Linked DNA regions of Homo sapiens: region 1 is linked to region 2. A link is a loop called in an ENCODE intact Hi-C map of the cell type or tissue named here. Cell type or tissue: lower leg skin. All regions are shown on one strand. Links, peaks and the distances in the headings refer to the core of each region. The heading gives the core; the rest is flanking DNA. Region 1 overlaps ZMIZ1-AS1 (ZMIZ1 antisense RNA 1). Region 2 holds the start of LOC105378379 (a long non-coding RNA gene).

The links. A loop is a pair of places that touch in the nucleus more often than their neighbours do. Peaks named below come from ENCODE experiments on the same cell type or tissue, not always from the same donor. Only the 100,000 strongest peaks of a DNase experiment are listed, where the experiment ranks them.
Region 1: a loop joins it to region 2, with 2.8 times the contacts of the local background. A loop is called at or near these places in 8 of 110 quality-filtered maps.

What each region holds. Positions count from the first base shown.
Region 1 is chr10:79,049,813-79,059,078 of GRCh38, reverse strand. ZMIZ1-AS1 (ZMIZ1 antisense RNA 1) reads left to right here. Exons shown (of 10, transcript NR_024431.2): 4 at 4,351-4,483. Among named protein-coding and RNA genes, the nearest start is that of ZMIZ1-AS1, 13 kb to the left of the region's middle. RefSeq lists an enhancer at 4,184-4,683. In lower leg skin, for the core only: no CTCF peak of the experiment used is centred there; DNase peaks (open chromatin) are centred at 4,148, 4,658, 5,008 and 7,078.
Region 2 is chr10:78,740,515-78,751,157 of GRCh38, reverse strand. It overlaps LOC105378379 (a long non-coding RNA gene), which reads left to right and starts at 6,615. Exons shown (of 5, transcript XR_946100.2): 1 at 6,615-7,060. In lower leg skin, for the core only: no CTCF peak of the experiment used is centred there; a DNase peak (open chromatin) is centred at 6,001.

The DNA.
Region 1 (9,266 bases), core at 1-8,000, 310 kb before region 2:
AACAATGACCAACACTTACACAGCAATACCATACATAAGGTAAGAGCTTACATATGTTAGCTCATTCATTCTCACAACCTTGTGGCATTGGAAGCATTATTCCCATTAACAGATGAGCAATCTGAGGCACAGAGGGGTTAGGTAACAAGCCCAAGGTCACACAGCTAGTGAGTGAGAGAGCTGAGATTTGAATCCAAGAAAATCCACCTCAAAGCCTTAGCTATTGAATAGTATGGCTTCTGGAGGGGTGTGAGTGTATGTGCCCATGGTTCACTGCAGCCTTTGAGCATCCTTGCCCTGACCTGCAGGGTGGGGGTGGAGTGATACAAGGAAGACCCTGGTCTGCGCATTAGGACATCCTAACAGGTGAGTGGTTAGTGCTGAAGAAAGGAGTGTCCCCAGGTATCTGGAGGCCAGGGGACTAGAAGGTGATAATCAATAAGGCAATCAGAGGAGGCTTCCCGGAGAGGTGGCGCTTGCCACCAAATGAGGATGGACAAGGCAGGGCGAACAGGAGGACCAAAATTGTAGACATGGGAGAGGTATATTAGGGTTTCACCTAGGTGTCAGACTAGACATATTCACTGGTTCTGGTGGGTGGGATGGAGCAGAGACTGTGAACTTGGGGAGGGGCATGTTGGTTTCCCAGTCTGTGATTCAATAGGGAATGGAGGACATTTTCAGGGGCCTTGAGAGCCAGTGCAGGCCCAGGAGAGCTGAGAGTCACCTGTGCTGCCCTCGGGGCCATATTGGCATTTTGCTTCTCTGCAAGCTACTCTGAGATTCCAAAGTCCTGGGTTCCCGAATTCAGCTGTGCCAGTCCCATCCCTCCATTTCTTCAAGCCTCAATTTCTCCAGTTCAGAATGGGCATAAAGGGTGGACCTTGCATGCCGATTAAAGGATGAGATAGGGCTGTGTGGGGATGGGCCTGACGCTCCTGGGGCAGGAAATGGGGGAAAGGTACTGCGGGGAGGGAGAGTGGGAAGCTGGGAGAGAAGGAGGTGGTGCGAGGAGCCCTGTGTGCTTGGCCAGTGAATCCAGGTCTGCTAAGCTGGCCCTAGCTGGGATTCTTCCAGCACCCCATACTGCATTTTCCCAAGGCTGCCTGACTCTGCTGCCTCAAAGCAGTCTTCCTCCTGGGCTTCTGCAAGGATAGTTCTGGGTTAGATCCTGTTCCTCTGGCCAACCCAGTTGAGCCCAGCCATGTCCCTTGGAGAGCACTCTTCATGTTCCAAGGGCTGTTTTAAATGCTCTTCCCTCATACTAACTAGTTCAGTCCTCACAGCCACGCTGTGAGTTCCCTCATTTCACATAAGGAAACTGAGGCACAGAGAGGGTAAGCCAGGTGTTCCACAGGGTTCCACGGCAGGGAAGGCGAAGTCTAAGGGATGGGAATAGCCCATGGAGCCAGGAAGGCGGGCCCAAGGGATGGGCCTCTGAACCGCCTTCTCACCCTTTCTGTATGGGAAATTATGACCATTGTGAGTCGTCCCTCTCACACGTTTCTTTTCTGCTCATCTCAAGGTTCTCAGGTAGCTGCAGAACCACAATTGACATCCCTCTGCCCATACAGGCGCCTACATGTCCACACACTCAACACCATGGCTGCCCAACGTCTCATAGGCACAAGGCTCACACTTTTGCACACACAACCATCAATTCAGAGCCACAAATGCATCTGCAGGCACCACACCCACCCTGCCGCAGATGCACACATAGGGCACGTGTGGGCTTTGGGCCTCAGACTGACAACCAAGCACCAACAAGTCCCATTCCCAGAATGACGGATACACACCCACGCGTTCACACGGGCTCCAGTGTGCCTGACACGACATGGTGGGGTCTGTGGACTCACAGTGCACCCCCTGGACCCATGTCCAGGCTCCAGCCTCTGCAGATGTCCCTTCTGCCCAGGTGCCTTCATTCCTATCCCTTCAAGACTACGGCTCTGGAATGTGTGCACAGCGGATCCGCTTCTCATGGCAGGTCCCTGCCCTGCCGTCTTCTGTAAGAACTGGGCCTCAGGTGTGTGGTAGGGGATTGGGGTAAAAGGTGACCCTTCCTGCAACCCTGGCAGGCTCCCTGGGCTGCAGAAGGGACAGCAGGGAGAGGAGAGTGAATTAATCCTGGCCTCCCTTCTTGGGTTCACTGTCATGCTAATTTTCTCCGCCTTTGATCCATCTCTCTAGCCCCAGCCCCTAACTCTGAGCAGGAGCAGGCGCTGGGTCTGGCCTGAGATTAGGGGCTGCCTTGGTGAGGCCTGGGGCACATCCTTCCATGTGGCAGACTGGGGTTTCGCCCTTGGGAGGGGCTTGGGGGATTATAGCCCTGGTTACTGACCTGCTGTGGGCAACACACTCTCCTTCACCAGACTCATCCTCTTTCTTCCTGACCGACCTTCTCCTCTCCAAAGGGGGCTCTGCTGTTCCCATTTTGCACAAGAGCAGAGTGAGGCCCAGGGTTGAAAGGTCTCCGGAGGCTTCTGGCCACTGAGAGGTGGAGCCAGGCTGGGAGCACACATCTTCCAGACTCCAACCCCGCCCTGTTTCCGTGGTGGGTCTTCGTTCTGGTGATTTTTTTGAAACCAGCATCTACGGCGTATTCATGACATGCCAGGGACTGCGCCTTAACATACATTGCCTCATGCAGTCCTCAGCAATGCTCTTATGAGTCCCACTTTATAGGTGGGGAAAGAGTCCTGTGTAACTATCTGGTGAGTGGTGAAGTCTGACCAAATCCAGGACACAGGTGGCCAAAGTCCCCTCCCTGTAGGGGGTGACACTGAGACCCAGGCAGGGGAAGGACATGCCCAATCCCACACAGAGAGGGAATTGGCTGGACATGCATCTCCTACCTTCCTGTATGCTCCATCTGGTTCCAGAAATGACTGGACTCTTCTATGGACCCAGTGGAGCTCAGACAAGGGTCCAGGCCCTGACACTGCCCCAGAGCAGGGGTGCCAGCACCTATGAGGATGCCAAGCTCAGGTCATCGCCCTGCGGTGTCTCAGCCAACTGGGCCTCGAACAGCCCCATAAACTTGGACATAAACACAATTAAAGTTTTTTATTACATTATATTTTGTACATATAAAAGACTATTTGTAAGCCATGAAACATTACAATGAATGCTCATGACTACTCTGCTGAAGAACTAGAGTATTAGGGACACTTGTGAAGCTCCGACCTTCCCAGCCCCCTACTTCCCAGAAGGAGCCACTATCCTAATTGTCATTACTCTCTGCTGTTTTTGTTTGTTTGTTTTTTAAGGAGTCTCATTCTGTTGCCCAGGCTGGAGTGCAGTGGCGTGATCTCGGTTCACTGAAACCTCTGCCTCCTGAGTTCAAGCGATTCTCCTGCCTTAGCCTCCTGTGTAGTTGGGATTACAGGTGTGCACCACCACGCCAGGCTAATGTTTTGTATTTTTAGTAATGATGAGGGTTCACCATGTTGGCCAGGCTGGTCTCAAACTCCTGACCTCAGGTGATCCACCCACCTCGCTTCCCAAAGTGCCGGGATTACAGGCATGAGCTACCACGCCCAGCCTCTCCCTGCCTCTTTTTAACAGAAAGTTTTAGCACCTGTGTGGAGACCCCTTCACTCACTGCACTTTTTTTTTTTTAAGAGGTGGGATCTCACTCTGTCACCTACACCCGAGTGCAGTGATGTGATCCTGGCTCATTATAGCCTTGATCTCCTGGCTCAAGCGATCCTCCCACCTCAGCCTCCCAAATAGCTGGGACTGCAGGTGCATGCCACCATGCCCAGCTAATTTTTTTTTAATTTTTATGCAAAGACAGGGTCTTGCTATGTTGCCCAGGCTGGCCTCAAACTCCTGGCCTCAAACAGTGCTCCCGTCTCAGCCTCCCAAAGTGCTGGCATTACAAGTGTGAGCCACCACATCCAGCTGCTAACTGCACTTTTGAGATGTTGCATTCTATTCTGCACTCCCAATTATTCATTCCCAGGGGAAGTGCATTATTTAAAGGGATAGAGAGAGAACTTGGAGGAGCCACTTGCACCCCATGTGCCTCTTCGCTTCAGTGCTGTGAGTGCTCTGTTTGGCCCCCTCATTCCAGTGAGTGCCCTGAAACAGGACATTTCTTCCTGGTACGGCCAGTAGAAGGAGGGTGGGGGCCTTCCGGCAGCTGGGCATTCTCTGAACATGGCATGCTGCCTTGCATTTGCGTAAGCCATTCCTCCACCTGGAATTCCCTTCGCTAGACTGTTGTGGGAACCCAGTTCCTTCTTCCAGGTCCAACTCCAAGGTTTCGTTCTGGAGATGCCTTCCCTGTGACCCCTTGCCCCTCTCCCCCAGCAGAGCTGGATCTGTCCTCTTCTCCCCTGACAGAGTTTTGGGCATCCTTCTATCAGCCCTTATCCCAGGGCAGGAAGAACAGCCTTGATCCTGGATCCCAGGCACAGCTGGGTGTCAGACCTGGAGGAGAAGCTCCCAGAGTGACCAAGATAGAATCGGCATGCAGGTGACAGCAGATGGGCATCCCTGTGAAACCCCATGGGCCTGGACCTCCAGGGTCCTAGCCAGTTTGCTCCAAGTTCTGTGTGGACTGGGGATTTGGAGGCAAGTCTGTGGGGAGACTGCCTGGGGCTTGTGCCTGCTGTTTACCTGTCTGCTGTTCAGGCACATGATCAGGCCAGTGGGTGTGCCCAAAGGTGGGCGTGGTTGCAGGAGTGCTCACGTTCATACACGTGTTTACACACACGTGTGCATACACGGGGTGCCAAGGCTATAGGTCTTGCGAAGCATGCAGGGCCACTGCCTTTTCCTGCTTTTAACCCCCCTCCTGGACAGGCCTGTGTTCTCTCTGAACATCTCACAGTGCACATTTATGGAGTGCCTGCTGTGTGCAAGACCTGAGGGGTTGGGGCAGAGCAGTGCGCAGGGCAGCTGGCCCCTAGGGGACAGGAATGACTGAGCACTCACACAGTGTCTTTCTGTCCTGGTCCCCCTGCACAGGAGCCCCCAAGGCCAGGCACCCCCGCCTCTACTTCCCAGAGGAGGACTTTGAGGTCCTGATGCCTGAGAGGGGCACCTGTTGAGTCAACAGAGGGGACGGACAATGAGACCAGCAGTCCGGTGCTCAATTCTCCATCCTAAGTGCCAGAAACCCCTACTTCAAGAGAAAACTGGCATTGACAGGGCCCACCCAGAATCCTCTCCTGCACCCTCCTTTCCCCTACTGGAAACCACACTTTTTGGGGGGCATTTCCCTGGGCATCCTGTAGGAGGGCATCACAGCTGTTAGCAGCAGGAGGAATTAAGGGAAGCTCTGACCTGAGTTAGACTGGACCGTGTAGGACAGCACTACCCCATGTCTGAACTGGGGACCGGGCCACCCCTCCCCCAACACACATACCACACACACGCATGCACACATACACACATACACACACATGCACACATGCCCAGAGAGGTGATGGGAGTTGCCTAAGGATGCCCATGGCGAGTGCTGGCCCTCTCCCTCCCAGACCCAGTTTGTTCCTTTAACTCAGGCTGCCCACTTTCCTGTCTCTTCTTGCCCTCCCCGCCCCCCGCCCCCCGAGTCTGAGAATTAGGACCCTGGTGGCTGAGGAGGATGATCTGAGGCATGATCAGGTGCTCCCTTCTGGGCCACTATTGGCCCACCCTTAAGGTGGCAGGATGACATGGAGTTTCGGCCAGCGTGAATATAGGGGCTGGAGGATCCCTGTCTTTCCTTGCCTGGCACCCAAATGCAACCTGGAAGACCCTGAGTGAAGGCCCCTTTCTGGGAAGAGGATGGCATTATGGCATGGCCATTAGAATCTTTGGCTATGGACACTGTGACAGCCCAGGGCAGAATCCAGGATTCCTCACTTCTAGCTGTGGGCTGTGGGCAGGAGGCTTCATCCTGCTGAATCTTAGTCCCTAACCTGTACCGAAAAGATGAACATACTTCATGATGTTTGGAGAGGGAGGCATTGTCTCGGATCAGGGCCCAGGAAATGGCAGTTGGGGTGGTCAGTGCTTATTCTTGTAAGCAAGAATGTGTGGCCAAGCCAAGTTGTGTCCAGAACACCTGGACCCACAGGATTTGGGCCTGCCTCGTGGCCCCAGGATTTCGAACCCAAATTCCAGTCCTGACATTGCCTCACCAGCTGGTTGGCCTTGGGCATGTCCCTGGCTGCCTCTGGCTGCAACAGCCTCAGCCCCAAATGAGCACATCAATCCCAGGGTCACATGGAGGACAGAATAACCAATGAGACATCAGAAGGGCCTTGCAAATCACAAGGCTTGTGTCCCTTTTGGGGATGCTGGAGGGAGGAACAGGTACCTACCAACTCTCAGTGGGTCCCTTGTGCACTCACACCCAGCGTTCTGGCCTCCAGTCAGGCTGAGAGGTGCACTTCCCCCATACAGGGGAGAGCTGCACTCATTTGGGGACCCTCTCCCGAGCCCTGCCCCTGCCCTCCCCGCCAGGCCCCCAGCAGCCAGGTTGGAGAGCTCTCACTCAGGGAGTCTGAGTCCCCTTTGAAGCTGGGAAGTTTGCACTGGAGGGGCAAAGGCAGCCTGCATTCAAAGCATCTCTCCTGGCCCTTAATTACCCTTCTTCACCCATAGGTGGAATTTCCACTCAAAGAGCTAAGAAATGCACCCGTGCTGCCGCCAGGGACTGGGTTTCCCTGCTGCCTTTGTGTAGCAGCCGCCAGCGCGGCAGTGGCACACAGCTCGGGTTTCTGATTTTAATGATTTCCTGAATTCATTCCGTTTCCTACCTCAGGGAAAGGAGAAGAGGTGATCCTCTTGGAAATTCACATAATTGCTTTTATTTGATTTTTATTAAAATGCATTCAGGAATAATGTGATTGCCCCCTTTATTAGATTGTTCATCAAGCTGGCATGGGGAATCAGCCTAGAAAAAAGTGGTGGGCACAGGAGCCTGGTGTGTGATGGGGAGCGGGCACAGTCCCGCGGCGGCCTTGGGGGCTTGCCTCTCACTGGGGGAGTCACGCCTGCCTCTGAGCCTCCCGCTGCTCCTGTCTGGGGAGGTGGGCCCACTGCAGGGCGTGTTGGAAGAATGAAAGCTGGCAGTCAGTGTGGAAGGCCGTGAGCACCGTCTAAATCCCCTCCACATCCCAACCCACTCCTCCTCTGTTGCTCCTCTGCCCACCTCTGAGGCCACACACAGGCTGACACGGAGACCCGTGGTGATCTGGCATAGCAGCACTGACCCCACACTCGCCTCCGCACTCCCAGTTGCCTGTACTTCTACGATGGCCTTTTTGCCAGTCTTGCTGTCCTCAGGCTCAAGGTCCTCAGTGCAGTTTTCTGTGGCCCACCTAATCACACCACTCCCCTGTTCAGAAACTTGGTGGCTCCCAAAGACCCCTTTCTTGCCGGAGACTTTTGCTTTGGGTTCCTTTGCACGCGCTGGAAGGTGAAAATAATCCAGACCTCTTAGACCTAGTTTCAGTGCTTGAATTGCTTTGCATGGTGGGATGTGGGTGAAGCTGCCTTGCCTCTCCTAGTCTCAGTTTATTGGTTCAAATAATGGGAACTCCAAGACCTTCCGTAGGGTCAGTGAGAAAATGGAGTACAGGGGGTCTGTAACTCAGGCGGCATGTACGTGTGTGGGTGAAATCGTGCCACGTGACCCTGTGTTGCAGGAGGCTGAAGATGCTTAGCAAATATGTGGGGAGAAGGCAGGGCAGGTCCAGCGCTGGCCCCAGCAGAGGCCACAGACCAGCTGAGCAGCCACTGTGACAGGGACAGTTTTATTCTGAGCACCCCTACTCCCATTTTCTGTAGCCCCTCCCCTCCTCCCAATGCAAGAGTGGAGCTGACTTTCACTGCGCTCAGTGAATTTGCCTCTCACCTTCTGGGGGGTTTTGCAGTTTCCAGAAGAGGGGCACAAATATGTTCACTGGGCTTCCAGGAAGTGCCTCACCCTCTGAGCTCACCATGTCTCCAGACTGCCCAAGGCATGTTTTATTACCCTTGAGATATGGTGAAATACATATTTGTTTCCCCCTCCTCCCATCCCATTTCCTGGCATAGGACTCCTAAAATCCTTGGACTCTCCAAAGTGATAAGTTTCTTTTTGTATGCTAATGAGTTGATTGCTGGCTGGCTGCTCCTAGGACACTTCAGGATGTGGGCTGGTCACCAGAAAGACCAAGGATTAGAGGGTTGGGGCTTCCAGCCCCACCTCCCCCATCTGGGGGTGGGTGGGGAGAAGGGCTGAAGGTTGAGTTGATCACCAATGGCCAATGTTTTAATCAATCATGACTACATAATGACATCGCCATAAAAACGCAACAAATCTGGGTTCCGGGAGCCTCCAGACAGCTGAACGTTTGGAGGCACTTGGAAGGTGGCACTCCAAGAGAGGGCATGGGAGCACCCCTTCCGGACCTCGCCCTGTGCCTCTCTTCATCTGGATGTTTATTTGTATCCTTTAAAATATCTTTTGTTATAAACCAGTAAACATTTTTCCAAGAGTTCTGTGAGCCGCTCGGGCAAATTAATCAGACCCAAGCAGGGGGTTGTGGGAACCCCGATTCATAGACGAACGGTCAGAAGCACAGGCAGAATAACCTGGGGTTTGCGGTGGGCATCAGAAGTGGGGCTCAGAGTTAGGGGACTGAATCCTCACCCTGTGGGATCTGATGCTATCTCCAGGTGGATGGTGTTTGAAGTGAATTGAATTAGGGGACACCCAGCTGGCATCTGCTGCAGAACTGATGACTCGCTTGCTGGTGGGCAGAAATCTCCATAATCTTTCTTTAGCAGATGAGGTCACTGAGGCTCAGAGAGGGTAAGTGACTTGTTTAGGGCTGTCTAGCTAGGATGTGGAGGCTTGGGGACAAGGCCTCTTGGGCACATACAACTAGGATGGGCAGGTGACTCCCTGCCACCAGGGGAGTTGGTGAAATGCTTCGCAGGGCTGAGGTTGAGCAAGTGGGCAGTGCCTGGAGAAGCCAATCTGCATCCTTGGTGTGGGTAGGCCTTGAGGGTATTTGAAGCAGGCCCTCTGCCTGGGGCGGTCTGCCCCTGCTGGCTGGGCTGCACAGAGAGTCAGGGAGGCATGGGAGCATAGCCATCCACTTTCAGAGCCCCATCTTGGGGGCTTTTAGTTTCTGGGAAAAGTCTATCTTTTTTTGTTTTTTTGAGACGGAATCTGGAGTCTGCCTCTGTCGCCCAGGCTGGAGTGCAGTGGTGAGATCTTGGCTCACTGCAACCTCTGCCTCCTGGGTTCAAGCAATTCTCCTGCCTCAGCCTCCTGA
Region 2 (10,643 bases), core at 1,312-9,311:
CAACAACTCCAATTTAATTCTCAAATAGTTCAGAGAAGCAAAATAGAAAGAGAACAATACAGCACATGAGATAACATGTGAGTGGTGGGTGGATCAAGGTGGGGGGCATGTGGGGGTCCTGAACTATTCTTGCCTCTCTGTACATGTGAAACCATACCAAAATTAAAATTATGAAAAAGAAAACTCTGAAGTCCTAGCTCTTTTAACTTTTTAAAAAGCAGCTTTGTTGAGGCACAGTTGCCATACAACAGTCTGCAAGTATTTAAAGTGTATACTTTTGTAAGTTTGACACATGTATATACCCACGAGGCCATTACCACTGTCAAAAGAATGAACACAACTGTCATGCCTGAGTCTCCTGCTCCTTCATAACTCCTTCCTATGGCTCCTTCCTAACCACCTCCATCCCCCAGACAACTGCTTTCTGTTACTACAGATTAGTTTGCATTACCTAAAATTTTATACAGTTTGGTGCAAAAGTAATTGCGGTTTTTGCCATTAAAAGTAATGGCAAAAACCGCAATTACTTTTGCACCAACCATTATATAAATGACAACAAAGCTGCCATGAAAAGTAATGGCAGAAACCGCAATTATTTTTGCACCAACCTAATAGAAATGACATCATACAGTAAGCACTCTTGTTTGCTTGGCTTCTTTCACCCAGGATCATTCTTCTGAGATCCATTCATGCTGTAGTATGTATTGATAGCGCATTCCTTTTTATCGCTGAGTGATATTCCATTGAATGGATATAGAAGAGTTAATTTATCCATTCCTCTGTTGATGGATACTAAAGCTGTTTCCATTCTTTGGCAATTATGAATAAAGCTGCTACAATTATTCAGGTCTTTTATGGACATAGGCTTTTATTTCTCTTCCCGGATATGGAACAGTTGGATTATACAGGAGGTATGTGTTAACTCATTAAGATACTTCTCAACTGTCTTCCAAGGTGGTCACACCACAAGCAGTGCATGAGGGTTCCAGTTTCTTCACATCTTCACCACAAGACTTGGCATTGCTGCCTTTTTGCTTACAGTCACTGTAGTGGCTGCACAGTGGGTGTCATTGTGGTTTTCACTTGCATTTTTCTAATGAAGAACACTATTGATGTGAACATCAAGCCATCCCCTCTCTATACTTCCCTGGGCATTGCACCTCTCTGGGCCAAGAGGCACATGTGGTGAACCTAAGCAGCTCAGCAATTATGGTTCTGTAGCTGCACAAAGGAGAAAGCCCATATCCCCAACAGAGAATATGAAAGTGGATGGGTCCATATGGAAGACCATAGCCCCAGTGTGAGAGCCCAGGACACTGGCAGACCAAGGTCCAAGAGCTCAGGTTGGCAGAGACCATCCTTTGGATAGGGTACCCACCAGCTTATTGGTGAAACCTATGGCTTTCCCAGAGACAATTAGTGCACGAAAGGCATTAGGTCTTTCATTGGTTTACTCAATGATATTTTTTGGCTGTGTCCCCACCCAAATCTCATCTTGAATTGTAGCTCCCATAATTCCCATTTGTTGTGGGAGGGACCCAGTGGGAGGTAATTGAATCATGGGGGCGGGCCTTTCCCATGCTGTTCTCATGATAGGGAATAAGTCTTATGAGATCTGATGCTTTTATAAGGTGGAGCTCCCCTACACAAGCTCTCTTGCCTGTCACCATGTAAGACTTGACTTTGCTCCTCCTTTGTCTTCCACCATGATCATGAGACCTCCCCAGCATTGTGAAACTATGAGTCAATTAAACCTTTCCTTTATAAGTTACCCAGTCTCTCAGGTATGTCTTTATTAGCAGGATGAGAACAGACTAATACACTCAACACCACCAACTACCTCCCAAGGACCCAGTTCTGTGACAGACATAAGTAGTTAATGGGCTTTGGTTGGTCTCTAAATTGTAGGCAACCTTCAGAGTACAGTCAAAACTCCTAAGCATGAGGTTCAAGACCTTTCCTGAAGGGGTTCCTAAGACTTTAGATTTTCCCACCACAACCTTCCCACTAGCCCGTGCTCCAGCCCTAAAAAATGACTCATTGGCCCCAACTCACCATCTCTTTCCCGCCTCTTTGTCTTGATCTTCTCCTATGCTTCTTCTCTGGGCCACTAGAGATCTTCTCAGCCAGCCAAAGCACCAATCTTTCCTTCTCTCTTGAAGTCTTCCACCTCCCCACAGGAATAATTCATTGGAGCAAATGCAGTCTGAACTTGTACCCCATATGTGGTTTACAAGGGCCCTGCTGGACTCCGAGTTCCTCGAGGGCGGGATAATTATTACTCATGCCTGGTTTGGAGCATAGAAGGCTCCTCATCAACTGGTCACCCTTGATGGCTTGGGCTGATTTCATCACTATACCCTCCGTTTCTCCATCTGGGGACTGGAAGGCTCACCCCCTCCACCACATGTGGCTCACAAATCACTCCAAATTCTAGAGGTGGCACCTGCTACATTCGAGAAAGTTAAATACGTTGCCACCTTGCCCATCATTACCTGCAAGAGCCATTATCCTTGTGGGAACACATGGCTCAGGAGTTTAAACACTAGAACCAATTAGTTTCTCAGGGTGCGCCATCTTATACATGCCAAACTCAACAAGCTAAGAGCTGGTCCTCGAAGCCTTCTTTTCTTCCTTTTTTTTTTTTCTTGCTTTCTGTTCCGGCAGCACTTACCCATCTGTACTTCCACTGCAGAGCTATTCCCACTGGAAATGCTGTGAAACCTTTCAAATAAAATATTTAACATGTGGATCGGGTGATTTTATGTTGTAAGTTATGAAATCTTTATTTGGGTCCCACCGTTTATTAAACTTCAGGGTTCTTCTTTGGTCTCTAATGACATTACGTTGCATTAGAATTAGACTTTTTTTTTTAACAGGGGGCTGCATTATTTGTTGTGACTTGGTAATGCTAATGTTTAAATTTTGAGGCCTTTTACTGCTGATTAAACCTCTAAAGACTACAGCAGAATTTCCGCTTCACTGCTAGAAGAAAAGAACACGGCGCGGTTCGTGTTGAGGAGATCACTTGAAGAATGTGCGGGAAGGTTGCTGCATTTATGAATAAAGCGAGGCATTATCATTTTTAATAGGAATTAAACAGCTAGAGGGAGAAGTTGGCAATGCTGCGATCAGTGCAAAGGAAAACAATCTAACAATTTTAATTAACTGTATTTTAATAGCTTTAGTTATAATTGAATAATTTAAATACCAAGGGAAACAGTTAAATCTCCTAAAAGCCTTTTTTTATTTACATTTTAAATACAGTTCACGGTGAAGAGATGACAGTATGTGTGCTGGGGGGAGTTTCTGGGGTGACTCCAGGAGCTAGGCAGGCCTGGAAGGGGCAGGTTGGACGCAGAGGGATCATGGTGTTGGGGCTTGCTCGCCTCACCTCTGGGGCTGAGTTGACCTCCTGTGAGGACCAGGGGGCAGAGTGAACAGCCAGGAGTTTTCTGCCTGCCCGGGGCCTGGCACATCTGCTATCGCAGCCCCTCAAGTGAGTGGGAGCTGGAGTGAGTCTTGATACTCACTCAGTGTTCAAGCGATATTTATTGCTAGCCTACAGTAACTACCATCACAGCAGCAATAAACTGGTAGAAATAACAGCTGACACTTACTGAGGGCTTCTGGAATGTTTAGGGCTGGAGATAATGGTAAGAGAGAGAGAGAGGTGGTTTCTGCCCTCCTAGAGTCTTTCAACTGGAGGGAGAGACAGACAATAAACAAATAAACTACCAAAGAAGCCCTGTAAGAATAAATTATGATAAGAGGCCTAAAAGAAACATAATAGGATGCTGAAGTAGAGGATAACAGGATGGTGGGCATAAGTTTAGGTAAGGTGGGCAGGACTGGTCCTTCCCTGGAGAAAATACTGAAGTCCAGGCTTTGAGAAGGGCAAGATGGGAGCTGGTATTGGAGTCTGAGGCAGGTAGAGGTTTCCTGCCAGGTAGAGTGGCATGAGCAAAGGCCCTGGGGTGGGGAAAGGCTGGGGAACATTTTCAAAGACTCAAAAGCAAGGAGGGTGAGGTCGGGTGAAAAACTTGCCAGGGCAGCCTGGGCTGGGGGCAGCCACTGGAAGATGGGAAGCAGGGAAATGATGCCACCTGATGAGTGATTCTGAAAGAACTTACTGCGGGTTTTCTAAGCCTTCTACTGGGGGTGTGACTTCTTTCCTTCTTCACCCTGTGGGTCTGCCCAGGCACCACTACTGGGCCCTTCTTTGGATCTGGTTGGAACAATAGCCCCCAACCACTACCTCACTCCTGCTCTGAGCCTGCAGCCCCTCCTGCCAGAAATCCTCATGCCCTACACATACCCCCTATCCGGGACCTGGCCTTTGTTCTTTATCACTAGGTCTTGACTGCTGGACTCAGTGTGGAATTCAACAGACTCCTCCTAGTGTCTACCCACCCCCAACCATGGAGCTGTGATCCCCCTAACTCCACACAGCTCCATTAACTAAAGACTCTTGATACTGCGTGTCTACCTTGCAGTTGCGTGCAAGATACCTTGTGGCCTGGGCCAAGGAAGCCCATGGGTCACAGCATATTGGCCAACAGCGAACCTCTGGGGGACCAGACCACTGTTCACTCCATGTCCCTTCCTTGCCGTCTCCCCAGCCTGCTAAGAAAGCCCCCTGGAGCCTGGCAGCCACGCCCTTCAGTGCTAATGACCAATCCTGGGAGGGGAAAGCATCCACCAGGCACACAGAGAGGACACGTGGAGATGAAGGTTTGCTCTGCGGGAGCGGCTGGGGTCACAGAAGCCGCTGCTAATGGGCAGTGTTTGGGATTGCCATCCCCCTCCATTAGGAACTGCCAATCCCGCAGCTCCACGCTGCCCTGTGAAGCTAGTGTCCTCTCCTGCTGGGGGAAAGCTGGGCTGTTTCACTAATGGGGACCCCAGCCAGCTAGAAGAACAGCAGGGGGCTGCTGCAGGCTGAGCAATTCATTTCTTCCTCTTGGGAGCCTCACAGGCTCTCTAAAGGGTTTGATACAGGAGGGACGAGCTCAGACTCCAAGTTAAAGCAGGCAGGCTGCATTGTTAGGTCTGGGCCAGGGAGTTTATTTGCAAGATGACTTGGAGAATATTCATCCCAGAGGGGATCGAGGCGGGTGCGAGGTGATGGAAAGTTCTGTGGACACAGAGTCAGGCAGAACTGACATAACGGTGAGAATGAAAACACACCTGTACTGGGGGCTGACTGTGTGCCCAGCACACCACTGTATGCTTGGTCTAATTCAACCCTCAAACCACCGCTGGAGGTGAGTACTATTATCTCTGCTTCACAAAGAGGAAACTAACAACGGAAGGTGCATCAATTTGCCAAAGGCACACGCTGGTATGTGATGGATAGAGGGCCTGCCCCACTCTGCCCTGGTTTTAAACCACCACACTGTGGACATGCTCCAAGCCCAGACCTGGTCTGACACTGGCTGGCCGATGTCCCTCAGCTGCATTCCCCAGGCCATGCACTTACTCCTTTGCCCCACAAACATTTACCCAGTGCCTCTGCTGTGCCTCTCACTAATCTTGTTTTACAGATAAAGGACCTGATATTCCGGGACACAAGCTCCCATATGAAGGCGGACAATCATTTACTACCAGGAAATGTGAGCCAGAGGTCCCACACAGCCCAGTTGCTTCTCTGTGAAGAGTGCAGTACCCACCTAATTCCTACCAGGGCTTCTGGGCTATATCTAGAATCTGAGGCAGGAGAGTCAGGGCAGGGCTGGAGGTCCACTTGGGAGGAGGGCAAAGGAGAAAATGCATTGAGAGACAGAGTCCACAGCCCAGAGAGTCAGGACCTGGTTGAGGGACAGACTCAAATGTGCCTTCCTGCATATAGAAGCCTCAAGCTCAGAGGACACCCTTCTGCAGGGGCAGCCAGGGGCCTGCTCTCAGCTCCCAGAGAGGTCCCTGGAGGGCCAGAGTTGAGCATGGAGGGTGACCAGTTTCTGCTCCAACCCCCTTGCAAGTGTCGTTCCTTAGAGCAGTCTCTGACACTGAGGGAGACTGGAAGAAGGGAAAGAAGAGCTGGCCCGGACAGGGGGACCAGGAGAAAAGGAAGGCCCAGAACAGTGGGTGGCGACGCCACAGGGAGCAGTGTGGGACAGCCACCAGGTGGGCTAGGCACCCAGGTCTCCCCTGCAGGACTGGAGGACGCTCTCCCCCAGCTGCTGGGAGTTGTGAGTGGAGAGTCCTCCACGTCAGCTGTCAGCCCTCTTCAGGAATGGACTAAAGAAAGCTACACTGCCAAGGTCACACCCCTCCCTGGGAAAGCCCACATCCAGTGACTGGCCAACTGGGAGGTAGAAAGGCCCAACCCCTTTGCCTGAACTCAGGGCCACTCTGAAGGGCCATCCTGCTTCAGCGCTCCCCACAGGGTCAGCTGCGGTCTCGCTGTGACTACATTGTAGCTGGATTTCTCCTTCAGCTTCTCCCTGCTTTCTTCCCTTTCCCATGGGTGTGGGTCCCGGGAACACCCCTCATTAATGTTCTACACACTGATCTCCGGCTCAGAGTCAACTTGCCAGGGAATCCACCCTGCAACAGTGGCTGACCTCAAACTCATGCTCATTCAATAAATCTGCCTCTAGTTTCCTTTTGGGCCAGATATGTGCAGGGTGCTGGGAACAGACATCCGGATGAGCTGTGTTTCTTGTGCTTTCCTCTGGTTGGGGAGCCTGATGCCGAAAGGTGGTGGGTACTGGCACAGGGATTTGCTCCTGGAGGGCCTGACCAGGGTGTGCCTGCTCTCCCTGAGTGCAATCCCAGTGTCTTAGAAATGGAAAATGGGGAGTGGCCAGCCCTTTTTCTGAGGCTCAACTCCCCAAGTAGTCAGCCCATCTGGCCTTGGGACCTTCAGTGCCACAGAGCTCACGTGGTCCCAAGTAACTCTGCATACGCAAAGTCCATTCTGGTCTTCCTGGAGCTGTCCCACACTGGCATCATTCTCAGAATGGACTCGCAGGAAAAGTCCATTCTGGAGTCAGGGAATTCCTGGCAGGGTGCGGAGGCTCACTCACTGAGAGAAGCCCAGAGCGCATTCAGTAAGGTAAGGAGGCAGCTCCCTGCTACACAAATCTGCAGAGAATGGAGGGTTCCTTTCGGTGGATGTGTTTCCCACTTGAACCTGTTTCCTCTCCAGCCTTGCAAAGTGTTTCTACATCTGGAACACATGCTCTGAGGATGAAGGATACATTTGGAAAATGCTGCAGGACTTCTCAGTGCCTGCATCATTGAAGTGTACGCTGGGAACCTGTGAGACCCGGGCAGAGTATGCAACATCTCCCAAAATTGCTGCACCATGGAACACTTTTTTTTTTTTTTTTTGCAGGACATCTCTCAGGGCCAACGTTTTGGAAATTATATTTTGAAACAAAAATGCTGTTTTCAAAAATTCTCAGAGCTTTCCCTGTTCTTGCTCAAAAAAGAAAGGAATTCTATCCTGGTGGAGGTGTGCAGCGGATATTAAGAGGATACTGGGGAGTGCAGGAGGTGGGGGAAGGAGGGGGAGCTAGGGTGTCCCTTCCTCTCACCTTCCTTAGAGCCGTGACCTTGCAGGGTGCCAGGGGAAGGCGGTACGGGACTGTTTGGTGGGGTGCAGTGAGAAGCCTGGGGAGGCATGGGTGGCATCTGTGTGTCCCTGCCTCTGACAAATGCCATGCCGCAGGCTGACAAAACAAATGTGAGTGTGCACCAGGCTGTCCTTAGTCTCTGCCAGTTCAGATGCTCAGACACCAGGCACTGGCTTCCATCCTCCCTGACATCTGAATTACGGCAAGGCAGGAGGCAGGGCCTGGCCGCTCTGGAGTAGGGGAAATGGCAAACAGATGTCAGAGGCCAAGGGGCAGGATGTGCTGGAAGGTTTGTGGCATCTCAGGCCTGCTTGCAAAACAGCCCTTCCCCCTGGGGAACAAAGAGGGGTGCTGAGGCCACAACAAAGAGACGCTGGTGGCAGAGGGGTTAAGAGCATGGGCTTTGAAGTTCCACAGGCCTGGGCATGAATCCGGGCTCTACCACTTGCTAGCTGTGTGACCTTGGACAAGTTATTTAACCTCATGTGTCAAGGAGGGAACATAATAGTTCTTCGCTCAGAGTGTGGCTTTGGGTGGATTAAATAAGATGATGCATGAAAAGGACTTAGCACACTGCCTGGCGCATAACACTCAACAAATGTTCCTTGTTTATTTTGCTGCTGCTGCTTGGGAAACAATTCCTGAAAGACTAAATGTTTATTTGTTCAGCAAATACAGACTGTGCCCTGCTCTGTGCCAGGTGCAAGGGCACAAACACAGACAGGCCCTGACCCTGGCCTTACGGAGCTGATAGTCAAGGAGTGGTTGTGCCAGGAAGCCACCTTGGCTGCAGAGTGACATCTAGACCCAGAACGCTCTGGGCCTTTCCTAAGATGAGAAGGCTGTGAAAGCAGGGATGGCAAGGAGGAGCACTGAACAACGTCAGGACCTAGCGCCGTCGTCAGCTAGAGACACTGTGTGTCTTCCTGCAAGTCCCCTCTGCCCAACAGACTCTTGCTCAGCCTTCAAGGCCCAGCCCAAATGCCCCTTTCTCTGGGGAGCTTATCCCACATGGCCAGGGCCCTCTTAGCTCTTGGTGCAGGTCTTGGTGGTGGCATTTGCCTAATTCTGGTGGTGTAAATGTCAGTTCTCTCCTTGACTGTGTCTCATTTTGGACTAGAAGGTTCGTGAGGGCAGTAAATGTTTGGGGAGTAGTATAGGGTGCTGTTTAAGGATGAAGGTTCTGGAGTCAGTCACATGTAGGTTGGAATTCCTGGATACAGCAGATTTTGTGAGCTTTGGTGAACTCATCATCAACTCTAAGCTTCAGTCTCTTTATCTATAAAGCTGAGAGAAATATACAGACTCCTGGAACTGTTATGAGGTGTAAAATTGACGCTAGCCAGAAAGGGCTCAGCACAGTGCTTGGCACACAGGGAGCCATGTACCAGCATGGTCTTATTTCCACCTTTGTGTCTATCTAGTCTTACCCCACTACCTAACCATGGTAGGTGCTCTATAATTAGTTATCAGTTGAATCAAGTAAGTTCCCCATTCTAGGATTCAGTCTCCAAATCTGTAAAAAGGAAGGAAATGGCCTCTCCAAGGCAACTTCAGATACATTCTCTGCACCCAAAGGAACTCTCGGACTGTCCAAACCCACCTTTTCAGTTTATAGAGAGGGAAACCGAGGCCTGTGCAATTGTGCAAGAGCAGCGCATGTGAGTGAATGCATCCATAGCCTTCCTGGAGAGGTGGAATGTTATTTTGGTTAGTTCTGCGGTATACAGATTCTCAATAGCCAGTTTCTTTCCCATCTGAACTGTTTTTGTAAAGAGGAAATATCAAGGTGTATGATGTCAATGCAGTTAAGTAATCCAGCCAGCTGTGTAAACATCTGGAAGTAGTAGAGACACAGCCCCAAAGCGAATGCAGGGATCAGCGCTTCCAGACGTCTCTGGGAGGCTTCCAAACTGTAACCTATGAGGAACCAGCTAGGAGAGGCAGTGCTCTGATCAGAAACTGGAGTGGTATTCTCTCCTCTCCAGGTTCTGAGTTCTGGAGAGCTAAGGAAGAGGACAAGAAAACCACTATGCCCAGGGTGTGTGACTTTGGAAAATAGAGGTGAGGTTTAGGAAAATCCTGCTAATAACAGGTTAGCAGCAGATGGAAACAATGTGTCAGAATCACAGGGACCTGCTTCTTCTCACTCTTTTCCTGTGGTGGGGAAGGGATGAATGTGACCATGCCCTGACTCTAGATCCTCAAGGGAAAGGGAGTGGGTTTGAACATCTGGAATCTAGGGCTTCAGACTGGGAATCCCTGAGCTGCTTTCTCCTTAGAAGTGACTTTTCACAAACCACTTAGGTCAGGGGAGAAAGGATCTGCAGGTGCTTCCATCCCAAAGCTCAAGCTGTAGATGAGAGAATGGAAGCCCAGAGTCGGGGAGGCCACAGGGCCAAGGTCACATAGCTGGGCAGGGAAAGATTCAGGGCTAGGAGCCAAGCTGCCAGACTCCAAATCCATGCTGGATTTCTCCATAGCCCAGTGGCTTTCCCTCATTTAAAATTACATATATATAAATATATATATATATATACACACACACATATATAAATATACATATATAAATATATATACAAAATACATAGATAAATATATATAAATATACATATATAAATATATATATAATTACAAAATTAGCATTGTCAGAATGTGAAAGACACAGAAGCACAAAATACATTTGTAATAAAATCTCTAGCTGAAGCTAATCACTGCTTCTTGCACTCCCTGCCCCACCTCATAAAATGCACACATGCATTCACACACATGCACACATTCACACACACAAATACACACACACACACAAATACACACACACACACACACACACACGTGGTATCCAGCTCCTTTGGTAGACTTTTTCTCCTTTCTTCTCCACAATCCCTTTACAGGTGTGGTCTGTTGTTTCCTGGAACCAGAGATTGTAGTTTGCAAGTAGAGAGCACAGGGTGGAAGGAGACCTGGCTTTGCTTTATCCCTCACCAGCTGTGGGGTCTTCTCTGAGCCTCACTTTCCTCATCTGCAAAATGGATTATAATGTATACCTTAGAGTAAATC